Regions from separate parts of the Homo sapiens genome. Here region 1 is linked to region 2. A link is an interaction called in ENCODE POLR2A ChIA-PET data of the cell type or tissue named here. Cell type or tissue: GM12878. All regions are shown on one strand. Each heading gives the region's core, and the rest is flanking DNA. Links, peaks and the distances in the headings are about the cores only. Region 1 holds the start of LOC124901061 (a long non-coding RNA gene). Region 2 overlaps CDC42SE2 (CDC42 small effector 2).

What was found. ChIA-PET counts read pairs that join two places held together with the same protein. Peaks named below come from ENCODE experiments on the same cell type or tissue, not always from the same donor. Only the 100,000 strongest peaks of a DNase experiment are listed, where the experiment ranks them.
Region 1: POLR2A ChIA-PET joins it to region 2 with 10 read pairs; 5 of 35 experiments call an interaction of 5 or more read pairs at or near these places.

What each region holds. Positions count from the first base shown.
Region 1 is chr5:131,223,561-131,226,474 of GRCh38, reverse strand. It overlaps LOC124901061 (a long non-coding RNA gene), which reads left to right and starts at 2,004. Exons shown (of 2, transcript XR_007058932.1): 1 at 2,004-2,114. It also overlaps a transcript of CDC42SE2 not described here. RefSeq lists enhancers at 1,545-1,644, 2,005-2,064. In GM12878, for the core only: no CTCF peak of the experiment used is centred there; a DNase peak (open chromatin) is centred at 1,824; H3K4me3 peaks cover 1,651 bases; H3K27ac peaks cover 2,375 bases.
Region 2 is chr5:131,373,724-131,376,637 of GRCh38, reverse strand. The region is part of intron 3 of CDC42SE2 (CDC42 small effector 2); the gene reads right to left. Among named protein-coding and RNA genes, the nearest start is that of CDC42SE2, 110 kb to the right of the region's middle. RefSeq lists a silencer at 1,030-1,079. In GM12878, for the core only: no CTCF peak of the experiment used is centred there; no DNase peak of the experiment used is centred there; H3K4me3 peaks cover 925 bases; H3K27ac peaks cover 2,500 bases.

The DNA of each region.
Region 1 (2,914 bases), core at 288-2,787, 150 kb after region 2:
ATAAACTTTTGGCTATGTATCAGGATTATTCCTTCAGGAACTTGGCCTCCTCTTTATTCAAGGGTCTCTAAATTTGTGAATTGGTTCAAGTGTAGGAATTTGTTAAGGGGCCAAGACTATTGTGTAATTAAAGGCAGACTTCTGCTTATCAAACCTAGAGCTTTCCTGCTTATTCAAATCATACTACATACAAATGATACTAAATTGCTATACTAAAGTGAGACTTCAGTAGACTGTCCACCTAATTCAGACTTGAGACAACCATGAGCAATTAGCTAACACCAAAGATCTCTGCAAGACAATCGTTTCTGGTTACTACTTCGCTTCGCCACCAATTGTGTCAACCATACCCATCCTGTCTTTGGCAATTAAACAGGGCCAGTTGATCCTTGCTACCCCAGGACCAATTATCCTTCGGTTCCAGGTTTCAGTGAACAGCCATGGAAATGGTTAAAGCCACTTTCAGTTTCTTGAGCTAACACATCAAATCAAGAATCTCTGCTTCATGTACCCATAACAATAAATTCGGCCTGATCCTATTTTAAATTCCTTCCACCCTGATCCAACACTCTTGGGATGCCAAACATGCTCCACACATTTTTATCAATCACAATTGGTAAGATCTTACCTTTTTTTTTGGTGTGTTTAGTTCCTTCTCATAGGTCACACTTGGTAACTGACCTCCTGAGGCCTGCTGTGATTTAAATCTGGTTGTAGGTCTAGAAACAATGAGAGATAGTAGGGATAGGTCCTGAGGAGGATTTGTCTCTTACAAAGTCACTCTTCCAGGTTCTTCATGCAAGGGGAGACTGACTTTCTCAGGCAGGGAAGTAGGGCAAGCAAAGGAGCCTTGGCGGAACATAGAGGTCAATGACCAAGCTTCATTCAAATCTTTCTATAGACTCCTCATGCCAATTTCCAAAGTCCCACTTCTTCCCAATCAGTGTTGTACTTGAACAAAAGTGATCCTGTGGGGTTGTAAATTCAAATTGCCTTGTAATTCAATCACCCACAGGATTAGCCTCTGTGTTTGTTTTTCAGAAATCTTGACCTTGCTACTGTATGAGACAGTTTCTTTTAGGACAGTCATAAACAAGTATGTAGCTCTGAATGTCCCTATAACTCCCTGGCTTGTAGGTACGCATAAAATCACCTTAATATTTAGGCCTGAAATCCCGTTAGTTTGAAAGCTCTCACACAAATAACTGTACCACTCTAGACTTCTTTCAAGGTTCTCTCCTATGGACACCTCTCCAGGGTTTTTAGAGGTTGTTACATAGTGTCATGAATCAAGAGAAGCCACTGTGTGTAATGTTCCTTTGCTTTGCTCTGGGCTTCCCCTGGCTCTGGGCCACCACTTCGATTTCAACCAGGCTGCTGCTATCCTCTGAGCTTGGCTCAGGGCTCCACCTAAGCCACTGTTCACACGGCGGCCACTGCTTACCCTCTCTGCCTGCCATGCCCACCATAGCTGCTTCATGTGGACCCCCCATTCCCTGTCTTCCAGTCTGCTGCTTCTGCCTCTAGGTCCCCTGCTGGGCACCCCCACATGGGCTGCTGCTGGCCTGATGCCTTCACTCTACCCAGATGCTGCTTCTGCTTGTCCTGCTGCCTTGTCCTACTCCCTTGCCTGACCTTCTGCTTTGGCTCCTGCATCTGCTGCGGTCACCCTTTTCTCTGTGGCCATTCAGCACGCTTCACTCTTAAAAGAGGCAATGTTGAGCCTCTTGTAAGAATTTTGACTTTCGTTCTGAGTAAAATGGGAAGTTATTGCAGGACTTTGAACAGATGAATGATAGCAGCTGTCTTACATTTATGAAGCTCACTCTGGCTGCTGTTTTGAGAATGGACTATGGAGTTTAAGTTAGAGGAAGAGAGATAGGGAGGAGGTTATTGGGTTAGGCCAGGTGAGAAAGGATGGTGGTTCAGAACAGGGCAGTAACCAAGGAAGTGGTGGGTGGTCAGATACTGCATATATTTGAAGGGAGAACCCAACAGGAACTCTTGACAGACTGGATGTGAGATGTGGCAGAGAGAGAAGATTCATAGCTAACTCTAAGACTTTTGACCTGAGCAGATGAAAGGATGCAGTTACCATGAAGGCTGCAGATGAGGTAGGTTAGAAAAGTAAGATCTGGAATTCTCTATGAGATCTATTCAGTTTGAGATACCCAGTAGATATTCGAGTGGAGATGTTGACTAGATAGTTAGATATGTGAGTCAGGAGTTCAAGAGAGAGGCTTGAGTTGGAGAAATACATTTATGAGTTTTCAGATTAGAGGTGGCATTTATGGCCCAGGAAACAGATGAGATTTTTAAGAAAGTGAGTGTGGAGAGAGAAGAAAAACAGGCTCAGGACAGAGCCTGGGCATTCCAACACTGAGAGGTTAGACAGTAAAGGCCAAATCAGCCAGATACTGAGAAGAAACAGAAGAAAACCAAGAGGGTATGCTGTCCTGGCAACCAAGTGTAGAGGGTGCAACCAGGAGGAGGGAATGATCCGTGTCATAAAATGCTGCTGGTCAGGTAAGATGAGGACTCAGGATTGACCCTTGGAATGATCAACATGGAGGACACTTGCTGGCTTTGATAATAGTTTTGGTGGAGTCATGTGGGCAAAAGCCTTATTGGGGCCAGTTCAAGACAGAGTGGTAAAGGAAAAGTTGAGGACAGAATTTACAGATGGCTATTAAGAAGTTTAGCTATTAAAAAATTGGGCAGTAGATAGAGGGGAAAGTAGTCAAAAAGGGTTTTTTGTTCATTTTATTAAAGATGCTACAAATAATGGCATTGTAGTAGGCTGATGGAAATGATTTAGTGAAGGGTTAAAAACTGGGCTAGGGAGCAGGAACTATTGGAGCAATGTCCTTTACTGGGTGAGAGGAATTAGGATCTAGTAAATAAACAGAACTGA
Region 2 (2,914 bases), core at 284-2,783:
GGATCAAAAAACGACCTAATGGTTACTATGCCTATTACCTGGGTGATGAAATTATCTGTACAGCAGGTAATCTGTGACTCAGTTTACCTATATAATAAACCTACACATGTACCCCCTGAACCTCAAAGGTAAATTAAAAAATAAAGATTAACAGCTGAATATTTAAAAAGTAAAAGTGGGTAATAAAGAGTACTTATAAGATACCAGGCACAGTTCCAAGAACTTTAAAGCCATGAACTCATTTGCTAGTACCTTCTATAGCAGTATATGACATTTTACCTTCCCTTCAAATCTGGGATCCTCTGGCAAACTCTCACTTCTTGTCTCAGCCACTGCTCAGAAGTCCTCATTTGTTCACCTTTGTACTCTCTATTGAATAAAGGTTTTTTGTTTTTTTTTTTGAGACAAGAGTCATTCGTCACCCAGGTTGGAGTGCGGTGGTGCAATCTCAGCTCACTGCAACCTCCGCCTCCTGGGTTCAAGCGATTCTCGTGTCTCAGCCTCCCGAGTAGCTGGAATTACAGGCATGCACCACCATGCCCATCTAATTTTTTGTATTTTTAGTAAAGATGGGTTTCACCATGTTGGTCAGGCTGGTCTCGAACTCCTGACCTCAACTAATCCACCCACCTTGGCCTCCTAAAGTGCTGAGATTACAGGCATGAGCCACCATGCCTGGCCAAGATGGGAGTCTTAACAGTGTCCAGGTCCTGGATATTCATGTTAAAGAAGCTGAATTCAGCCTTCCCATGGGTGGTAATCTGAGTTGATAAAACTGCCTGTGGAAGTCTAGTTTCTAAGAATATGACAAAAAAATCTCTAATATGTTAAGGGACAAATGAAAGAGAAACAAGGTTTTAGATACTGCAGAGACTGGAAAAATATCTGCTCTTCAATAACTGAATAGCCTACTTTGGATTCCAAATTCTCATACTTAGGTCAAAACTTGAGAAAATAATAAACTTCTTCTATACATGAACTTGTACTGTATCTTCTACGGTGGGAAAAATAATTCTACTTGTCTGGCTTCTAGAGCTTAGCTCACTCACTGGAATGCCAGCAGTGGCCCTCAGGTGACAGAGCTTATATAAGGAGCTCTCTCCAGAGGAGATGAGAGTCACACCATAGATCACCACAGAGAAACCAAAACCAGCTAGTATTATAAGCAGAGAATTATCTAAGTCAAAGTACAGAAAGGAAAGATATTTTGTGTTGGAAATATTCATAAATAAATAGGTGAGTTGCTGGTAATGCATTTACAATTCAATCTTAAGTGTGGTGCTGTCGGTATCTGTCCTTTAGGGTTTAGTAGGTAACTAACCTTTTCCTACTCAGTATGTATTTTGCAGCTTTTGACAGATGAGAAGTTTGCAGGAGACCCCCAAATGTTTTTAAAAAGAATCTCTAAGCAAATCTATAGTGACCTTTTCAAGGGCCAAATTGCTAAAAGCAAAATTGAAGGAACTAGTTGTTCTCATCTCTCAGTGAGAAACCTGAAGTGAAAACAGTTTTTTTCTCCTTCTATTTAAAATTAGTATCTGGTTTAAGTCACATATTCCAAGTATGAAAACTGAAGCACAAAATAGGTTAAAAAAAAAAAAAAAAAGGAGGGGAGAAACTAATCTGAACTAGCTTTCAAGTATTAATGATATTGTTAATATCATTGGTGTTAAAAACTTTTCACTAGAAATTTCTGTCACTATGGGTCCATCTGGGATTGTTTCTATACACTGTATGTATACAATGTACAATGTACCTAGGAAGATATTACTTGCCAAAGTCCCACAGCTAACTAAAATCAGATCTGGGAGTCTTCCTTGTCCACTGTTGTTTCCTTCACATCACTGTGTGAACAACTGTGTTTCAAAGCAAGTCATATAATTCCCCCCAAACATTTACTATATAAAATTGAAATACAAAAATCAAGTGTTTATATTAACTCTATGTGAAGAGTGTTTACAATTGAGCCAAGTACTGTACTATAATTAATTTTTCTTACACCACACTTTGCACTGGAATTGCTTCTGGCTTGCTTAGCTTAAAAAAAAAAATTCTGTCACAAATTTTACACACAATGTCTGCTTAACTTTTTTTTTTTTTTTTTTTTTTGAGACAGTCTCACTCTGTTGCCCAGGCTGGAGTGCAGTGGCACGATCTCGCCTCCCTGCAACCTCTGCCACCCGGGTTCAGGTGATTCTCCTGCCTCAGCCTCCCAAGTAGCTGGGATTACAGGCACCTGCAACCGCACCCAGCTAATTTTAGTAGAAATGGGGTTTCACCGTCTTGGCCAGGCTGGTCTTGAACTCACCTCGTGATCCACCTGCCTTGGCCTCCCAAAGTTGTTTGCTTACCTTTTAATGAAACTATCATTAATTGTTCTAATACCCTCCATAAGTATCTCGTGGTATAACCGATTAAATAGCTAAGTGACTTGTCCAGATAGTCTGAAATTTCACTCAGTAGTATGGGTTCTTTTTCATTCAACCAAGAGACTACTGTTTTTTGTTTTGTTTTGTTTTGTAGTTCAGGGAAATTTTCCCCTAGTATTACTTTGATAATTTACTAGGGAAATTTTCCTGTAGTATTACTTTGATAATTTATTATCCTCCAATGCCTTTTGTCCTCTTTTTTGTAACTTTAGGCAGATTTTGTACTTCCTGGGTTGATCATCTAACTTTCTTAATTTTCCCTTCTACTTTACATTTCTTTATATTTTTCTTTTACTTGCTGGAAGAATGAACTACATCTTCCAGCCTTCTCATGCACTACTTTATTTCAGCTATCATATTATTTCCAAGCATCGTTTCTTGTTATCGATTTGTTCCTTCTCTCTCTCGCTTCCTTTGTAGGCATGTTGTTCTTGTTTAGTGAATCCAGTGTCTTATCATCTGAGACCTATTCATGTTTTCTGTTT